4 separate regions of the Homo sapiens genome follow, and regions 1, 2 and 4 are each linked to region 3. Evidence: chromatin contacts called from ENCODE Hi-C or POLR2A ChIA-PET data. All regions are on one chromosome and are shown on one strand. The core of a region is the stretch at or near the end of the contact, and the rest is flanking DNA. Distances in the headings are between cores, read along the strand shown. Region 1 has its middle 120 kb from the start of LINC01204. Region 2 has its middle 32 kb from the start of MIR221. Region 3 holds the start of LINC01186 (long intergenic non-protein coding RNA 1186). Region 4 overlaps MIR222HG (miR222/221 cluster host gene).

What was found. Hi-C counts contacts between places; a loop is a spot of excess contacts on that map. ChIA-PET counts read pairs that join two places held with the same protein, here RNA polymerase II (POLR2A). Pooled maps may share reads with other maps.
Region 1: a loop to region 3 is called in a map of ascending aorta, with 2.9 times the contacts of the local background. The contact joins the enhancer-like site here to the promoter of LINC01186 in region 3. A Hi-C loop is called at or near these places in 1 of 168 maps with a recorded cell type or tissue (ascending aorta) and 10 of 50 pooled maps. POLR2A ChIA-PET finds 5 or more read pairs at or near these places in 1 of 52 experiments (activated naive CD4-positive, alpha-beta T cell).
Region 2: a map of endothelial cell of umbilical vein shows a loop between it and region 3 (7-fold over the local background). The contact joins the enhancer-like site here to the promoter of LINC01186 in region 3. A Hi-C loop is called at or near these places in 2 of 168 maps with a recorded cell type or tissue (HCT116 and endothelial cell of umbilical vein), 1 of 37 single-sample maps with no recorded cell type and 8 of 50 pooled maps. POLR2A ChIA-PET finds 5 or more read pairs at or near these places in 1 of 52 experiments (PC-9).
Region 4: a loop to region 3 is called in a pooled map, with 4 times the contacts of the local background. The contact joins the enhancer-like site here to the promoter of LINC01186 in region 3. A Hi-C loop is called at or near these places in 11 of 50 pooled maps. POLR2A ChIA-PET finds 5 or more read pairs at or near these places in 2 of 52 experiments (Caco-2 and MCF 10A).

Annotation. Positions count from the first base shown.
Region 1 is chrX:45,619,459-45,624,518 of GRCh38, forward strand. No RefSeq gene overlaps it. Among named protein-coding and RNA genes, the nearest start is that of LINC01204, 120 kb to the left of the region's middle. Within about 2 kb of position 2,338, at least 4 of the 41 ENCODE cell types and tissues checked have a DNase peak (open chromatin) inside an H3K27ac peak, as active enhancers do.
Region 2 is chrX:45,711,685-45,716,503 of GRCh38, forward strand. No RefSeq gene overlaps it. Among named protein-coding and RNA genes, the nearest start is that of MIR221, 32 kb to the right of the region's middle. Within about 2 kb of position 3,392, at least 5 of the 41 ENCODE cell types and tissues checked have a DNase peak (open chromatin) inside an H3K27ac peak, as active enhancers do; they include HCT116 and endothelial cell of umbilical vein, where a contact is called at or near this core.
Region 3 is chrX:46,325,701-46,330,506 of GRCh38, forward strand. LINC01186 (long intergenic non-protein coding RNA 1186) reads right to left here and starts at 1,974. Exons shown (of 2, transcript NR_110388.1): 1 at 1,851-1,974; 2 at 224-754. RefSeq lists an enhancer at 1,246-2,445.
Region 4 is chrX:45,756,297-45,761,260 of GRCh38, forward strand. It overlaps MIR222HG (miR222/221 cluster host gene), which reads right to left. Exons shown (of 2, transcript NR_170290.1): 2 at 1-4,964. Among named protein-coding and RNA genes, the nearest start is that of MIR222HG, 11 kb to the right of the region's middle. Within about 2 kb of position 2,120, at least 12 of the 41 ENCODE cell types and tissues checked have a DNase peak (open chromatin) inside an H3K27ac peak, as active enhancers do.

The DNA.
Region 1 (5,060 bases), core at 1,088-3,587, 710 kb before region 3:
TTAGCATTTAGCAACAATGAAGAGCTTGGAGTCTAGGTTTTCTGCAAGGCTAAAAATAGTTTGTTAAGAGACATTTCAGGAAGTTAAATAGTCACTTCCCCGGGATTCTTCTCTTCAAAAATCAACAAAGCTAAAATCTCACATATCTTCTTATTTGACCATTGCTATTAACTATGCTGTAATGTCTTCCCACTATTATCCAATTTGTCATTTGCAAGACACAGAATAGAGCTGGAGGTGGTTCTTCCAGAAAGCATTGTGTCAGGAACTTACTAGTATCTCAAATAGTCACAGCTTCAAGGAGGTACATCAACCATACTGAAGGATTTTTTGAAACTATGTATTGTATAAAATAATATGAACTCCATGAATGAAACAGCATGAAATACAAACCACCTGATATGTGTGCCCGTCTGAGGACAGGTTACAAATACATTCTTGTCATTAATTTGTTCACTTTTAATTTAGTGTAAATGTATCTTTGACTAATGTAACTGTTTTAAAAAGAGCTTAAGTACCAATAAAAATCAAATATTTCAAAAATTCTCATTTATTTAAATAACCCAATAATATTGTGTTGCTTATATGTATATTTTGAGAAAAACATTTTTAAAACAAATTTTTAACAAGAGATACTAGAGATAAGTTAAATACATCAAAATATAAAATATAGTGCTTATTGTGTCTGTTTCTAGCAGTAACATTATGAAAAATGTATTATCTTAAAAAGACAAAGATTTTATATGTGAAGAGAAAATATCTGGGAAGATCTATAAGAAAATAGTAACAGTGTTGACTCTGGAAAGAGAATCCAGGGTTGGCAGGGAGACTTACTTCATATTTTATATATTCATTATATAATGGATTTTATAACATGTAATGCATTACTTTAACAAAAAAGAATAGTTGAAAGCCAGCAAGTAAAGCTAAGCTTCTGCCACTTTGTTAACCATTTCCCCTGGCCACAGGCAGAACTTGATAGGAATCTAATGCATAGAATTCACAGCAGTTTAGAATTGGGGACTTTAAAGATCATCTGTTGTATTACATTAACTATTTCCAAACTGGTGTTGAGTTTGCTCAGTTCACCTGCCAGTAAGTAAAACCACATTCCAGTAGAGCTAAAGAATATGGGCAGCTCTTGAAATTCACCTTAATGGAATTTGAGCTATAGTTGATGGTGTAGATTTCTGCTTTATTCCTTAGTGTCATAAATGCCAGGATCATTTCTTACAGAAATGGGTAGGATGAGTAGAATAGGTGTTTGCCGTGAGTCTTCCATCTCCTCCGTAAGTTCCAAACACATTCCATTACAGATTCAGATTTTTGAATGAAGGCACTGACATTTACTGAAATGCATAAGCTCTTGTGGGAAACAAGCAATGAAACTTAACCATGAAGAATTAAGTCTATTAATTATTTCCTGAAAGTTGGAAGCAAAAATATGGGGAAAAGGGGAGGAGAAATTGGGAACACCATGGAGAGGAAAGAGAATACTGAAGAAAGCTTGGTCCACTTTCTCTTCTGCCTTATTAGTGTGTAATAAGCTTTAGAAAGTGGGTTTTGGTGGTAACTTTAGCCCGTCTGAAGCTGGACAACACCAGCAATTTCCCCAAGTCCAGTACACACACACACACACACACACACACACACACACACACAGTTTCCTCATTAAGTCCTACTCATCATTGAGGACTTTAACAATTCTTAACTGCCCATGGCATACTGACTACAACATCTCTCATAGTCTTTATAGCACTATATTGTAATTATTATTTTTCTTCTCTTCTTCACCAACTCTTAAAATCTTTGTGGGCAGTGACTGTGTCTTCTATCACAGTATCTTCTAACACCACATCTGGCATATAGTAGGTGCACAGTAAATTTTTATTGAGTGAATGAATGAAGAAAATGAAGCCACTTAGCTGCATTTTAACACTAAAACCCTAAATTTTTCTCCAAAAAGAATATGAATTTTTAAAGAATTATGAACGTGTTCCCCTCCCAACAATGATTCTTACGAATTTTCCATGGCTATAGCTTGCGTGTGAGTCTTACAAACAGCATTTGGCAGCAGTGTCCTTCCATATTTTCCGGGAAGAAGGAATTCTAAGTGATACATATTCAAAGAATTCTCAGGTTTTTGCATGGGTATGAAGATTTGGAGTTGGTGGGGAGGAATGGTTGGAGGAATGGGTGATAGAGAAGAAAGGAGTGAGAAGGAATATAAAGGACCAGTCACTATGGGTGGGGAAACCCAGGGTAAGAGCTGACAGAGGTTGGCAGAACCTCCAGGGCAAGTTTACTTTAGGTTGGCTATTCCCATTTCAAGTGTACACACGCCTCTGGAACTCCCTAAAGCCATTTGGAGGGGAAAACCACACCTACAGCTTCTGAAATGAAAAGTACCTCCAGGCCTCCAGAAATTAGTCCCGTGGTCTTACTATTACTCACTTCCTAGAAAAGTCATAGCTGGTCTATCCTGACCTTCAGAGCCTGCAGGAGTACAAACTCATTTTCCGAAGAATGATGATTCAAGAAGAATTTAGAGAAATCACTCAGGAAAGCCTCAGAAACAAATCTTTTTTGTCTTTTACTTTACTAAAACCTTCATGAACATTTTTACTGGGACTTTCTTTGGCAAGTTCTGGGTGAATCAGCATGAAAAACAAAAGCAATGTTGAAATTTAAATCTGTAAAGGATGTCATTTCCATTTTCTAAAAACTGCTCAGAACTTGAATGCGAAGTAATGATACATGCTTTCCAGCTTCATGTGAAGTCATACTTATAACCTGCAGCTTGGCATCATCTCTAGTTTTAGTGGTACTATTATTACCTATAGTTCTTTATTTTCTTCAACAACTTCAGTCTTGTTTTCCACCCTGGCATCGGTAACAGTAGTTCACCTTTAGAGAAAATATATTTACATTACCTTTACGTGTGTATGCTTACTTAGCAAGCAGAAAGCCAGTTTTGAGAATACTCTGTCCATTATTTCCTCCTCCCTTATGCCAGACTCTTGAGATTTTAACATTTGAATTAAGGCAAGGTTCTTTCTTCCAGTCTGGTTATGTCTTTTCAGGCCAAGTGAGTATGGCCTATGGATTCAAGCCCTAGATTGTAGCAAGTAGAAACTTGTTGATAGTCCCTCCCTGAAATAACTGCCATCAACCAAAAGAAGCAGATAATCCACTTTTGTGCTTAGGGCAGCATGTTTTGTAGATGCCATGCTGCAGGCATACCTATGTGGGCTTGTGAGAAATGAGGAATCTGGCCTATGTGCTTCAGCATCTGCAAACAAGCAAGCTCACAGTTCATCCCAGTCCAGCTCTTCCATCAGAGGATGACACATGCACCATTATTTTAATAAAGTCCATGTGTTGTGAATGAGTCTCATTCATCAATTGTCCCCCCAAAAGTTTTATTTCTTGCAACCACTGCATTTCATCTTTCTCACAATGAATTCATATTATAGGTACTCACAGATGTATATATTGACCTACCAATTACTTCAAAAGAAAAAGAATGGAGAGGGATATAGCAAAGAGATATAATAGAGATAGATAGATAGATAGATAGATAGATAGATAGATATAGATAGAATGCTTAAGGAACCACTGAATCAGTAAATCAAGCAACAAATGTGGGTGTTACTGGCATGCGTAGAATGATGGATGGATATTCTAGGAGCCTACATTAGGAGGACACTAAAACTTTCACTTTTTTCATCCCCTGTCAAAGCTCTTGAGATGGTTAAATTTTTACTAACAGGATGTTTTCATTAAGAAGGAAAAAACCCCACATAAATGGTTGAAAGCTAACATCTAATCAAATCTAAGGATTTTCCCCCATTCTCTCATTTCTGGAGCAGATTGGTGCAATTTATTTTCCTGCCTTGGGCAGTTCAGCAGCAGCTGAGGTTGTAGTCACAACTTAGCAATGTGGCTCATGTGACTTATCCAAATAAGAGCACAATTAGCAAAATGTGTTCCCATAAATGGCAGTTTAAACACTAAACTCTGGAGAGAATCCAGATGAAATCTAACACAGAACAGCATGGGGAAAATGGTAAGTTCTGGTGAACTAAAATGCATTGGTCATGCCTTTGGCTGGAGAGGGTCAAAGTCAGAATGACTTGAGAGTTTTTAAAAAGTCACTACTAAAATTCCCAAGCCAAATAGCAGTCATTGCCTATAGCACTTTGTGAATGGGAAAAAATATGTAAGCTCTAAATGTTAGACTCAGGAGAATATTGTATTTGTCAGACTAACAAAGCACTCTAACTTCAGCATTCTAAATTTAGAACCAATGTTGAACTGTTGGAGTTCTGTGTCCATAAAACTTTGAACTATTGGAGTTCTGTGTCCACAAGGGCTGAAAAAGGAAACTTCTTGGTTTTCACTCCCAGAGCCTGTAAGAATAAAAACTCGGCCGGGAGCGGTGGCTCACGCCTGTAATCCCAGCACTTTGGGAGGCCGAGGCGGGCGGATCATGAGGTCAGGAGATCGAGACCATCCTGGCTAACACGGTGAAACCCCGTTTGTACTAAAAAAAATACAAAAAAACTTAGCCAGGCATGGTGGCGGGCGCCTATAGTCCCAGCTACTCGGGAGGCTGAGGCAGAAGAATGGTGTGAACCTGGGAGGCGGAGCTTGCAGTGAGCCGAGATGGCCCCACTGCACTCCAGCCTGGGTGACACAGCAAGACTCCGTCTCAAAAAAAAAAAAAAAAAAGAATAAAAACTCCTTGATCTCAGGATCAATAGGAACAATGAAGGAATTCATTGTTTTTCTTTATATCTCAAACTCAAGTCGGTTGTCAACCAGAGCTTGGCAATGATGCAGAACTGCAGACTTATGTTTCTCAGATATGGATATGAGGAGACACAGAGGGTTTTGGAAAGTAGAGCTATGGCACTGCCAACTTATAAAAGATACGTAGAGAAGAAGACAACAAAGAGCCTACAAATGCCCCCTTCCCTGCTCTGTAGCCCTCTTCTGGCTTGTATTCTGATGTGAAAAGCATTTCTACCTGGTTTCCCTTAGGAAGTAAAATTTGG
Region 2 (4,819 bases), core at 2,142-4,641, 610 kb before region 3:
CAGTTCTTACCCTTACTACCAAAAACCATGCAGGGAGATAAGAGTCAGGTTGGCAAAAAGCTAAACAAACACAAGGCTAAACTAATAGTTAAAAAACTCAAAACAAGAAAGGGTCCATGGAGGCCCTGTTTAATTTTCAGTTTACCTCTACAGGCAGAAAATATCAAAGGAGGTCTGAGGAAAAAGGAATGCCTTGGGGGTTGTGGTAAGGCCAGGATGGAAAGAGGAGTTCAGATCAGAGATGCGTCTGGAAAAATTTGGAAGGCAGAGTTGCAGGGGAAGGTATTTTAGGGGGAAATTATTTGGGCAAACAGGGCCACCATGTGCAGTTGTGCAGGTTGTGCAGGCTATGCAATATACAACTATAGGGGTTGCCATTCACATCAAAATCTCTGTGTAGAAAACAATCTCTGTGGCCACTGGTGGCAACCCTGGGACAAAAGTCTAAGAGATATACAGTGCAAAGCCTCCGTGGACATAAGAAGTAGACTTGTTACCATGATGTAAGCCCTGAGAGGGCAGGGACTGAGCCTTATCTTTGGATCTTCAGAGCTTTGCAGTGTCTGGCACATATTAGGTATATGAGACATGTTTCCCAAATAAATGAACTCAATCTTGCCCAATCCCCACCAGCTGGTTGTATGAATGAGGGTGAGGTCACAGAATGGGGATAACTCAGATTTCTTTGACAACTCTGGATAATGTTGGGCCTCAGCACCAAAAGTGGCCCCCTCCCAAATCATTCTAGTTACTTCCAGGATCTTACAGAGAGTTTAATCTGTGTTTCCGTACTGTACTCTCTTTTTCTTCCATTCTGGTCTTTATCCAATGTTTTGAGAGGGACAGCACTTCAGTCATGCCCACTCTGCAGACCACCACCTTCTCTGTGAGTACAGTGTACCTTCCTAGGTGCTTTTCTCCGTGTCCGCAAAGCTGCTACAATGGAGACCATGATGGTGTCATGGTCCCTTCTGACCTCTGGGATTGAAGCCTTATTGATACTACAGAGAACTGTGGAGAATGGCCTTTTGCCCTCCATGGTCATACACATGGAAATGAGGCTGTGTCATGTTTCTCATGTCTGATACAGCCCTCCTTAAAACAATGTCTTCAGCTTCTTCCTGCCTCAACACTGAGCAAAAGATGAACACTATGCAGCTCTTTCTACCCTCCACCCCTATGTTTCTACTTTTGCAAAAGGAAACACAATGAAAAGCATGGGGCGTGTATGGGAACATGGAATATTTTAGTTTGGATGAAGCAAGAGGTATATACAAGTGAGAGTGGGCAAAAGCTGGCCCCAGTGGAGACTGAGTCAAACAGTGAGGATGGATGCATGCAAACCCATAAACACTAGTGGAAAATCATCTAAAAGCTATTTGAGGGGGAGCCACATTTTTAAGTATGAAGAAAAATATTATTATGACTGATGCTATGAACTTAGTGTGGCCCCACCAAAATCATACATTGAAGCCCTACTCCCCAGTGGGATGGTATTTGGAAGAGGGGTCTTTGGGAGGTAATTAGGTATTGGGGGGGGGTGGAGCCCTTGTGAATGGGATTAGTGCCCGTATAAGACGAGATATGAAATTGAGATCCCTCTCTTAACCATCTGAAGATACAATAAGAAGGTAGTCTTCTGCAACCCAGGAAGAGAGCCCTAACCAGAACCCATCCACGCTGGCACCCTGATATTGGACTTTCAGCCTTGAGAAGTGTGAGAAAGTAAGTGTTTGTTGTTTAAGCCACCCAGTCTGTGGTATTCTGTTATAGCAGTTCAAGTTGACTAAGACAGCTGGTTAAAGATATAACAAAAGTCTAAGCAGAATCGGACAGTGGAGTTACACAAACCTAGGTTTGGGTCTCAGTGACCTTGGTTAAATCATTTAACCTCAGGGACTCTTAGTTTCCTTATCTGTAAAATAGTCATACTACCCATCTCTCAGGTTCTTTTATAAGAATAGTGCTTATGAAATGCTTAGTACAAAACCTGGCACATAGTAAATATCCAATAAAATGGCCACCAAAAACTAGTGTATTGTAAGGCATTCTCACTTCTAAGGTAATGTTTCATCAGGCCGTATAATAAGTAAGCAAAACTGTAGATTAGGTAGTTTTTTTGGGCTCCTTGCATTCTCTTTTCCCAACCAATGGCCCAGAAATTAACTAGGGAGTCAATATGATCAATTAATCCACAGCCTGGTGGCAACACCTTTTTTTTCTTCCATAAATTCCAAAAAGTGGGAAAGTAGAGAATGACTGGTAGTAGAAGTTCAGGGATCAGTAGAGGTTTGGAACAAGGGTGGTGGTCTTTTGAGTGTGAGCTTCTTCTCCCTAACCCTTCATACCACATCCTTAAGGTGATTCGTTGTTCCACACAGTGAATTTTGGATACAAAAGACTCAAGGCTTTTACTCCATTGAGCATTCTGTGCATTTCAGTCAAAGGATTCATTGCAGAAGCCTCGCACTGGACATCTGTAGACATAACCTGTAGTTGCCCATCCACCATTGTTTTCAGGCACTCATTTCCCAGAAGACAGAAAGCCCCAACTTCCAGGACAGGCTCCACTTGCCAAGAATTTCTAAACTCTTTGAAGATCAGCTTCTACCTTATCAGGTACCTTCCAAATATTCTCAGATGGATGACAACAGTCTCTCCTCTCAGGGTTGTGTTTGCAAGTCTAGAAGTTTCTGAAGAATAGTAACTGAAGAGTTACTATTGCATATTTTCATTGCCATCAACAACTTCCAGTGATATAAAGAAGAAACTTTTAAAGCATGTGATGGCAAATCCTGACCATTTTGTAATCTGTGTTGTATTTAAGAATCATTCATTCCAGGTAGCACTAAATCAAGAAGTTTCTTCATGCTGTCTACTTCTATGAAAGACACAAAAACCACCAAATCTGGTCTCAGTCTGAAAACTAAGTGGCCATGCCACTGAATGTCTGACACTGGAATACAGGAATGGAACCATGCCATGTCTGAGGGATTTCCTGAATTAGGATTCTGGAAAACTGGGCTCTTCATTTTCTCTGCCTACATCTTGTAGCCTGGGGAAAGGGAGCTTCCTCACAATATATAACACTGTCTGCTCACCTTGGACCATCTTAGTCGAGGAAGGGAAGAACTTAATTAGAGCTTTGGACAGATTGACATTAACAAAGTTGTCCACCAATAATTCTCAAACATGTAGTCCTTATGAACGCAAATGTTGTAGCCAATATTTCTGATATTTCAGGAGATTGGGAAATGCCAGTGGGGTTCTACTGCCTGAGGCAGCGCTTCCTCTGAGGAAGCCCTCCGGAAGTGGCAAGTGTTTTCTTTTCCACTGCTTAAAGGTCACACCAAATCACTTCTTCCTCAAATAGATTTCACTTTCACAGGCTCATAAAATGGCCAAGTCAGAATGTGTCTTGCTTTATGAAGCCAGCTAAGGGTGTGAGGGTGACTCAGGCTTTCCCAAGTTCCCCTGCTTATTCAGTACCAGGAATATTTAAATCAGAGCTGGACTTAAAATAGCAACTCTTTGAAAAGGGCTCAGCATTGACTCCTGAGACTCTCTTTCAGATGCTCTTCTTACTTTTCTGTTCCAGTGGTCACTGCTTAGAAAGTCTGTAGACAATACATGCCTGTCTCTGATTTTTTCATTTTGACTGAAGAACATTACACTGTGTAAAATTCTAGAATTCATGACAGCTGATGAGAATACCTTAAAACCCTTTGCCTACTGAGAGAATATTACGGCAGACTTTTATCTCCTGCACTGGGATACTCAGAAATTGGCCTGCATGAGTATCTTTGCTTGATAGATATTTGAAGTACAAAATTCTTCATTAAAGTTTTTCAGAGAACAAGAATGTCATATTACTTTCTGCTCATTCTATGCACCATGATCAAACCAATTGTGATCATTCTAACCATGGCATTGTGCCATTGACTCTCAGACCTCTCTCGAGGTCCAATTTCCTGTTCTATCTCTCCACATGAGTGATCCATAAAAACTCTAAACTCAGTGGAACTAAAAGCTAATTCAAACCTATTCTGTCTTCTGTCTCCATCTCAGTTAATTACATGACATCTGCCAGTTCTCTCAAATTGAAAAACCTAGAGGCATTTATCCTTATGTCTCCCTCTCATTCATTCTCAACATACAACCAGTCACTGTACATTTCCAATTCTCTTGCAGAAATGTCTCTTGGATTAGTCTGCATCCTCCCTGTCTGAGTTCAGGGACTAGTATCCTTTCTTGGATGACTTCAGCAGCATCCTGTGGAGACTTCTTGCCACCTGCCTCCTCTAGAGAGCTCAAAAACCCACATCTGATTATGTCATTTCCATGCTATGAAACTTCAGGCTCTTGGGAGACACTGTTTTAGCACTCAGAGTTCTTAGGCTGGCTCCAACCACCTCTGTAGCCTAATTTCCTGCCGTGCCACCTTCCAGCCCCTTGACCCCAGACACAGTCAGCTTTTTACCCCTCCAGAAATAGGACTGACCTTTTCCCCACACTCACCTTGGCCTAGGTCTTTACCTCCCTCTCAAATACCTCTTCCTTCCCATCTCAACCTAGCCAAATGCTACTCACTCTTCAATACTCATTTCAAATGTTTTCTCCTGAGAGAAGCCTTCCTTAATCTGTGCCCCAGCCCTGCCCCAAGTTAATGACTCTGCCCTCCACAATGCTTCAGCATTTTATTCAGGCCTCTACAATAACAGAACTCCCACCCACCATATGTAAGTACATTGTAGGATGTTCCCTGTCTTACAATTCATTTTATCCCTGGCACTCAGTAACATTTGATAGATGGACTAGT
Region 3 (4,806 bases), core at 724-3,223:
AAGAATCTGCCCTGTGCTTTACAGAACAGTGAGTCACTTACTTGCTTTTGGATGGAACGCTGCAGAGTGTGCTGTCATTGTGATATCTTTTTTTCCCTCATGCATTCTCAGCATTGCCAGCCTTGGCTTTGCTCATTAGATAAATAATAGAGTAAAATTCATGCAGTGGCCCCACAATCACTACTCCAGGGAGAAATGGAGGCGGGGAGGGGAGATGGTGGTCCATAAAGACCTGGGCTAGTGAATTTGGTGTTTTTGTTTGTTGGTCTTTAAATAAATGAACTTAAAATAAGATTTTCCAAATTTGAAAATAGATGCCTTATAGAGTAGATTTCTTATGCAACAATATAAAAATAAGAAATTAAATCTGGGAACGAGACTTAATTCTCCAACATGATTTTGTTTTGAAGTTCAGCCTCTTCAATGAGATGCAGGTATGGGGGAAGGGCTCCATTTAAAGAGCCCAAATTCCTATCTGTTACTTCAGATATCAGGTCAGATTAGTACTTTTAGAAAGTTTAACAGACCCCTTTGATGCAACAGGAAAGAAAAACAAGCTCTCTAAGCAGGAAAATTCAGGACATCCTTTTTCTTAGTTTTACGTGATGCAGTGAGTCACTTAGAGACTCTCAGGAAAATAAGCCCAGGATGGCCATCAAGATTAGGGAACATACTGGCCCAAACAGCTGCAGAGCAAGTAGCTTCTCTGTCCCTGGTTCCCATCCTCCTAGTGTTTTCTCTTTAGGGCCAAGTGCTGTAAGAGAGAAAAGAACAAGATGACAAGGTCAAGACAGCCTCTTTGTAATCCTTCTCAAATCACCGAGAAACAAATCAACCACGATTGTATGCATTTTGATGTGACAGGGAAATAAAGTAAGGTAGAATATTGTGGAGGTTTGGGGGGCAACTTTGACCAAAGATTCTCAAGTTCATCTCACTCTCTTGGGTTAAAAAAGCATGTGAAGCCAGAAGTTTGAGACCAGCCTGACCAACATGGAGAAACCCCATCTCCACTAAAAATACAAAAATTAGCCGGGCGTGGTGGCACATGCCTGTAACCCCAGCTACTTGGGAGGCCAAGGCAAGAGAATTGCTTGAACCCGGGAGGCAGAGGTTGCAGTGAGCCGAGATCGCGCCACTGCACTCCAGCCTGGGTGACAGAGTGAAACATTGTCTCAAAAAAAAAAAAAATTCAGAAAGCAAAATTTCTTGCCCCTGTAAATTCACACTTCAATAGAAAACTATTGCCTGTAGTACGTGCTTTCAGGCGTTATCTGATTCTGATTCTACTGGAGCTATTTGCCACTCCCTAAGTTGTAGGTCACTGATAGATATGCAAATCCTGTCCTATCTGGTTCAATTGACTTCCTTCCCCCTGTGTGTGTGGCGGCGGGGGCGGGGTGGGGGGCAATAAACAGTTTGCTTCCATTTGCAATTCATCTCTAAATTCCTTTACTCCACATAAATTGGGGCTGTTTCTTTTTTAAACCAGTTATAACATCTGCCTGGCTCTCTCAGTTATGTAAGTAAAATAAAGTCTTTAACACATGTTCGTTTTTATATCTGTATAACGGTCACGATTTTACCTCTTTCTGGAAATTACCTTTTAACACCCTTGTGAGATTTCTTTCTTAGGTAGCAGCAGCAGGAGACCTGGTGGAGGACCTTCAGTCTAGAGAAGACCAGTACCAGGCCATCCGGTCTATAGGTAAAGAGCAGATGCCTCCCACAGAGCTGTGCTCCACAGAAGAAACAAAGGGGCTCTTCGAAAGGGACATGTCCCTTCTCCCACCTGCCTCCCTTCCAACCTCCCAAATTAACACCACCATCTAAAACAAGAATTTGGTCACCTTTCGGAAGGCATCTTTCCCGTTTTAGAAGGGGTTACTTCTGGATCCTCTCTCAACTTGCTGGTTTCCCACGCTCTCGACTTGCAGTTTCACCCAGTGGGCAGGGCTGGGTTTCTGTTAGCCTGGCTGCAACCTCCTGCGCCCTGCCAACACACAATGATCAGTGGCATTCCTGGAATTCCTGACATAGCAGAGAAGCCAGGCTTGGCCCTGCAAATGCCCTTGAACTGCAGTTCTGACCCCAGTGGGGCATTTTATCTTTTATTCACAGCCAGAGGTTAGGACCTATTTATGTAAATCCTCTGCCAAGGGTCGATTCATCTTGACCCCCTGGTTTTCATTTCTCTAATTGTCCCAGGTATTTTTTAGACCCCTTGGAAACTCTTCATTCAGTGAAAAACCTTGGGGTCAGTAAGAATGCGGTAACAAAGGAAAGGGGGTGGGGGCCTGGAAGAGTTGAGGAGGCTTCCTTTGAAGTGTTGTAAAGAAGCTTTCAGAGGCCACCCAGTTTACAAAGTAAAAACAGCAATGACCTCATGCACCCCATTTTATTCACGGAAAATAAGCTTTCTTGAAATGGTGTCTTCACCTAAGAAGTTTCTTAGAGCATGCATTGTTCAATTTTGTTTCCTAAAGCACACATTGTCCAATCTCAGTGGTGGTAAGGGGTTGGGGAAGGAGCTGTCAGAATTGCGGGCCTTTGGGCAGGTGGTGGCTCCTCAGACAATTGTTCCCACTTAATGGGCCCAGGATCCCTCCCAGATTTGCATTTTAAAAGGGGGCACTGCCTCCCCAATAGTGAGAAAATACTTGATCCCTGAGAATTGACCCAGGTGACAGAAATTTCAGGCCACATGGAAAGCCAGCAGGGGAGATACTTGGAGGTCAGCAGGGCTTTTGGAGGCCTTCAAATAATTCTTGATTGAGGGCCTTGTGCTCTAACCTCCAACTCACAGTAATAAAGGGAAGGAATTGCTTGGAAAACAGCCCAACTGTTTTACAACCCTAACAGCAAATTTTACTTTTTCACTAACTGAATTTTCATGTACGTTTTAAGCCAGTTGGATTTTTTTAATGCTCTATTTTCAATAGAAAGATGGGGGAAAAAAATCTTCTCTTAAAAAACTATTTTTCTTCATTTTCTGTCAACTTTTTATTACGAAAAACTTCAAACATGCAGAAAAGTTGAAAGAATAGCACAATGAAAACCCCTATACCCACCATTGAAATTTGACAAATGTTAACCTTCTGGTATATTTGCTTTATCTATATACACAGCTATATATACAGATTTGCTTCATGAATATATACTTTTTTTTTTGCTGATCTATTTAAAAGTAAATTAAATTAAAAGTGACATCATGACACTTCATCCCAAATACTTCAGCTTGCATCATTCTAATATAAGTTAATTCTCTTATATAACTATTGTACAATGATTACCTCTAAGAAAATCGACAGTAATTGCCTAATACCACCTAACTCTCAGAATACCCAGTCCACATTCAAATCTCCTCAACCTGTACTATGTCTTGTAGCAGTTTCTTAATTAAACCAAAATCCAATCACAATTCATACATTTGGTTTTTTTAGTCTTTTTGGAATAGTCCCTCTACTTTTTAAAAATGACATTGTGTTTTTGAAGAGACTTTGTAGAAAGCCCCACATTCTAGATTTGTCTGATCAATTGTGTGTGGTGGTGTTCTTGTTCTGCCCCACCAGATTTCCTGCAATGAGTTCAATTGTGTTTGTCCCCCAAAATTCATATGTTGAAGCCCTAACCGCCAGTACCTCAGAATGTGACTTTATTTGGAAATAGTCACTGTAGACATAATTGGTTAAGATGAGGTCATACCAGAGTAGGGTAATAGGGTGGGTCCCTAATCCAATATGACTAGTGTCCTTATAAAAAGGGGAAATTTGGAGATAGACATGCACATATAAGGGGAATGCCCTGTGGACATGAAGGCAGGGATCAGAGTGACACTTCTACATGTCAAGGAATGTGAAAGATTGCTAGCAAACTACCAGAAACTAGAAGCAAGTGAAGGGGGCCAGAATATGCCACCCCCAAACATGTCACTCAAAAAGGATGGTTTTGAGCTGAAGGCAATTAGCTCTCTGCCCTTCCTGCTTCTGACTAAAAGCAGGACATAAATTTCCAGTTGTAAGGTGTCTCCCTCTCCTGTACTAGGAAAACTCTTAGCACCTGAGATGTCTCCTATCTAAATAGCAAGACAATCCTTATTTACCATACATTTCCCATAACTTACCACCCTCCAAAAAGCCCAAAACCTCCTTTCCTTTTGTCTAGTTTAGGATGGTATGTAAGCCCCAAATTCTAACGCTTCCTTGAGTCACCCTCATTTGTTAACTTTTGTGTGTATGTATATAATTAAATCTATCTTTTTCTCAGGGTAACCTGTCTTCTTTTTTTTATGAAAAAAAAATTTATATAGATGGGGTCTTGCTATTTTGCCTAGCCTGAGTAACCACCCAACTGGTTCATCTTGCCTGCTGCCCAGATGCAGTTCATTTATCAAGACAAGGGAATTGCAATAGAGAAAGAGTTTAATAGTTTAATACACAGAGAGCTGGCTAAACACGAGACTAGAGTTTAATTATTACTCAAATCAGCCTCCCCCAAAACTCAGAGGCTAGGCTTTTTTAAAGATAGTTTGGCGGGCAAAAGGCTTGGAAATGGAGAATGCTGATTGGTCGGCTCATGGATGAAATCACAGGGAGTCGGAGCTTGTATTCTTGCACTGAGTCAGTTCCTGGGTGTGAGCCACAAGAGCAGAGGACCCAGTTTACCAGTCCGGGTGGCACCAGCTAATCCATCAGAATGCAGGGTCTGAAAAATACCTCAAACACCAATCTTTGGTTTTACAATAGTGATGTTATCCATAGGAGCAATTGAGAAAGTTAGGAATCTTGTGGGCTCTAGCTACATGAC
Region 4 (4,964 bases), core at 870-3,369, 570 kb before region 3:
CCATTGAAAGGATTTCACAGGATGAGGTTTATGAAAATACTTTATAGTTAATAATTCTACATCATATACCTGAAATTTGCTAAGAGAGAAAAATCTTAAAACGTTCTCACCACAAAAGATAACTATGTGAGGTGATACATACGCTAATTAGCTTGATTGTGGTAATCCTTTCACAATGTATACATATACCAAAACATCATATTGCACACTGTGAATATATACAATTTATTTGTCAATTATACCTCAATACAGCTGGAAATACATAAATTTTCATGCACTGTGTAAATATGAGAGATTTATTTCTCCAACAATGATAGAATCTGAAAGTGGGGATTTTCATGTCTTATCTTTGCAATCTGAACACAGCAACTTTGGATGTCTTAGCCACATTGCACGGTAGACTGCTACAGTAAGTTTGTTTAAGTGCTAATGCTTAGAAGTCGGGCAGGCAGCTGGAACCACCATGCTGGAAAAGATACTTCCTGAACCACTTGTTCAAATGCTTTGTAAACAAAAGGGACTAAAGAGATCCCATTTATTATGTTCACTGTTTAACTTTGGTTTCTCATCTGTACTAGAAGGTCGTATTTCTGTCCTCAAACCATTAAAACTCTATCAGGTTCCCCCCTCCCCCCAAGAAATGCTGATTTTGCCAAATAAGGGCATTTTAAAGCCTTCCATCTACTATAACAATGATTTCTTATTTTAAGTTTTTTTTAAGAATTAAGGAATAACTGACATACGATAAACTGCACATATTCAAATTGTATAATTTGATAAGTTTTGACATATATACACCCATGAAACCATCAACACAAGACAGAAATTATCCACCAGCCCGGAAGTTTTCTCGGGCCTTTTTGTAACCCCTTTCTTGCCACCCCCATCTCCCCTACCCCAGGTAACCACTGATCTGCTTTCACATTTTCCAGAATTCTGTATACATGGAATCATATGATATGACTCTCATGGGTTAGGGTCATCCATGTTATTGAAGGTATCAATAGTTCATTCCTTCTTATTATTGAGTAGTATCCATCATACAGATACACCACAATTTGTTTATCCATTTACCTGTTGATAGACATTAGGATTGTTTCCAGCTTTTAGCTATTACTAATAAAACTACTATGCATATTCACGTACGAGTCTTCAGGTGAGCACATGCTTTCTTTTCTCTGGGAGTGAAACAGCTGAATCATATGATAGGTGTATGTTTGACATGTTTGTATCATTTTACATGAGAGTTCTAAATCCTACACATCCTTACCAACAGTTGGCATGGCTGGCTTCTTAAATTTTAGCCATTCAGATAGGTGTGTAGCAGTACCTCACTGTGGTTTTGACTTGTGTTTCACTAATGACATTGAAAAGATTTTTTCTTGTGCTTATCTGCCATTTGCGTATCTTCTGTGGTGAAGTGTCTGTTCAAATCGTTTACCCATTTTTAAATTTTGTTTTCTTATTATTGAAAATGCCATCAGTTTTAATGAGTGGAGCAAGACTGGTAACTGAGAACTGCAACAAAATTTTACAATTCATGATACCCAAGAGGATAAAAAAATTCACAAAGATTATTTTCCAAAACTTGTGTGGAGCGAAAATATTCTCCAAATGTTATGACAAATCTGAACTTCTTTTAAAGCTTGAAAAGGATTTAATGATATTTTATCAGTATTGCTGCTAAGTCTGCACAGGTTCAGACTATTAGTAAACCAAATAAGCATATTTCGATGTACTCTATCGGTACCCAAACCATCTTAACCTCTCCTTCGTGCATTAGTTCAATTACCCAAGCATCTATCCCTAAGCCACATTTCACACTTTGCACTAATTATACTCTAATCCCATAGATTCCATTTTACTAATTATTTCTTATGTCAAATTTGTGCCCACATTCAAAAGGTGATGAAGGCCAAAACCTCTATCGCATTTTTTTATGTCAACAGTAACAGATAAAATGTGATCTACAAGCATGAAGATGAATTCTCCTTTCCGATCCATAGAGAATGCTAGATTTGAGGGCACCTACAGGCTTTGAGGAAAAGCAGGCCCCATTCGGTTGTGTAGAGCCATCGGTTCGTAGCTCAATTGTTACAGTTGATGTGGGTTTCCTTTTAGATGTCTGGAAAATGACTCTGCTGACCACATCCACATTCTGAAATACTTTTTGAGAACTTGTAACCAAACTGCAGGAACTGACTCATTTTGCAGTGCCCAGCCACCACACAATTGTTCCAGAACAGACTCAAGTCAAAGGGAAAAATATGAAGGTCTTAGAACACAGACAGCAAGTTGTCTACTTATATGGGGGGACAACCGGGGGAAATCCCAGAGCACATGGGGCAAAACGGCTCAAGCCCCGGACCAATCTTAGAGGAAGGACCAAACAGAACTCACCACTTCGTGGACAACACATGTGTTTTCCTCAAAGCAAGGGGGTCAGAGGCTGGTAGAAAAAGAAACTTAATGTCTATCTCTTAGACACTAATCTACACTTAGAAAGTAGATTCAGTAGAGAAATGTCTGCAGAAGACTCGGGTTAGATGTTGTCTTGAAAGTCCATTCCTGAATTCCTTGTACTCCCAGCTCCTCTGAGATGGGATGCTCAGTAAGTCAGGAGTATGCCCCTTGTCTTACAGGAGATAAGCCAGCAGGGACAGCATGTCCAAGATGCTAGGCAGAACTGAGGCTGACACTTGAGCTTAGGACCAGAAATTCTCTGGCTCCCCTGGGGCTTCTGTACATCCTCTCCTGGTCCATTTTTACATCTTTCTCTTAATTCCCAATGTGTCTCACCCAAGGGGGTCAGTTTCCCCATGATGTCCCAAATCTTTCTCCCTCTCTCAATGCAGACTTCTTACCTAAGGGGAGGATGAAGAGGAGCAAACTAAGCTCTCCTCCACACAACACTCTATGTTCCCAAATTACTCATTTCTCTACCCCACAAGTGAAACTGATTTAGTCAGTCAGTTTCAGCCAAAGGCGGTGAGGAAATCCGGTCTTGTTGAACTAAACTATAAATGACAAAACCAATAATAACTCTTTTCTGCAGGTGGGTCCCTTGCTAAAAGAATATGAGGGTTAACCCAACCCAAATCTATCATTGACTAATAGAAAGGCTATGTGATAAGAATTAGGTATAGAGTCTCAGGCAGTATTTCAAGTAAGATAAACCTGGACGACACCTATAAAAGGCTATCAAGCCCCTTTCTAAGCCCTGTATGTTGTCGATATAATTACATATACATTTTATGTCTGTTCTCACCCGTGCAATGTCTCTTAACATGTAAACTCCCAGATGACAGAACTTGCCCATTTCCTTAGATTTAGTAAGGGGCATTTAGTATCCGAGTATAATAGTGAAGTAATGACAGGGGGCTGCAATCAAATTATGGCAATCAACTCTACCTTTAAGAAATTACAAAAATGTTTTTAACACAACTTTACAAGAGAAAAGGTACATAAAACAATTTTACCCTTCCCACCTGGCCAATTGCCTTTATTTTTCCACACTCTCTTTGTACCTCCAATAAAATAAGTACTGTATAACAAGACTTCTTAACCTGTACCAAACAGTAAGTTTTCATACAGAATTTTAAAAAGGAGCTTATCATCTGACTGAACATAAAACTAAGAATTATTTTAAAATGAAAGCACTTTAAACATGGATTTAAAATCCCTTCAGTTCAAAATTCTAAACTGCTTGTTACTGAGTGCAAAAATCAGCAAAGATATGCCTTATGGAAGATGAGTTTTTGGCAAATTTAAATCAAATCAAAACATTCCACAGTTAGACATTCAGGTACCCCACATCTCTCTGAGGAGTAGATGTGATAGGAAGAATTGCCCACTTTGCGCTTTTTAGCTGTAATTGTGCTTCAAATAGTTCAACTTTATCTATCTTTGCTAAGGTTTTCATAGCATAATAATTTAAATTACAAAAGTAGCATTTTACTGCAAGAAGGCCTTACACGGCTTGTAAACACTCCAGTTATGAGGCACAAGGGGCTCGACTCTCCGGGATCCCTACAATAAATCACATAGACTCTCAGAATACCATCTTCACTCTCTCTAGTTATCATTTCCTACCTTCCAAACAGCTTCTTACTGTGGCCAACAGAGTCCTACCTGATCTGCCATGATGTGTCTCTTGGACACACAAAGCCTGCTCCCGTCTCTACTGCAGTTACTTTTTTATTTTCTCTGCCTGGAATCCTCTTCCTCCAGACACTCCCACAGCTGATTCCTCACTGGCCTAATAACATCAAAGAGGCCTTCCTATTAGCCCTGGTTAACGTCGCTCTACCCCTGATCCCCAGGTACTCTCTCTCTGACACAGCTTTATTTTTCTCCGCAGTGTTTACTAACACCTGCCGTATACTTATGAGTTCCATCACCATCAGCCTACCCGCTCCATGTGAGCGGGGACTTTATTCACTGCTGTATTACCAGACCCAGAACTCTCTAAGGCACATGGTAGACATGGTAGATGTATAATATATTTTTGTAAAATGTACATTTCCCATGTGGTGTCTTAGTCTGTTGTGCTGCTATAAGCTTATGAAATTTAGTTGGCACCTGAGACAATTTTTGTTAACACCTTACCAAAACTCCAAACGCCTCAAGGGCCAGGTGGACAAGAGCTGTAGGAAAGTGATCACTCCCCCAGCAGTAAAAAAAGAAAGCAGGAAAAAGAACAGTTTCTCTATAATCTCCCTGCTACCCATGCATAGCAAATAAGGGAAGGTCTTTTGGAGTATGGATGTCAAACGGAATGGGGAGAAAGGTAGATATTCACTGTCATTATCAACCTAACTTGTCCTGAGGCCTCCTTATTGGTTTTAACACAGAGAGAGAGAAGAGCCTTGAAATACTGAGACATTCTTTTAGAGTGTGAGTGATTTTGTTTTTGTTTTTAAATCTACTTCAACATTTTCTTCCCTTGGGCCATATATACCCAC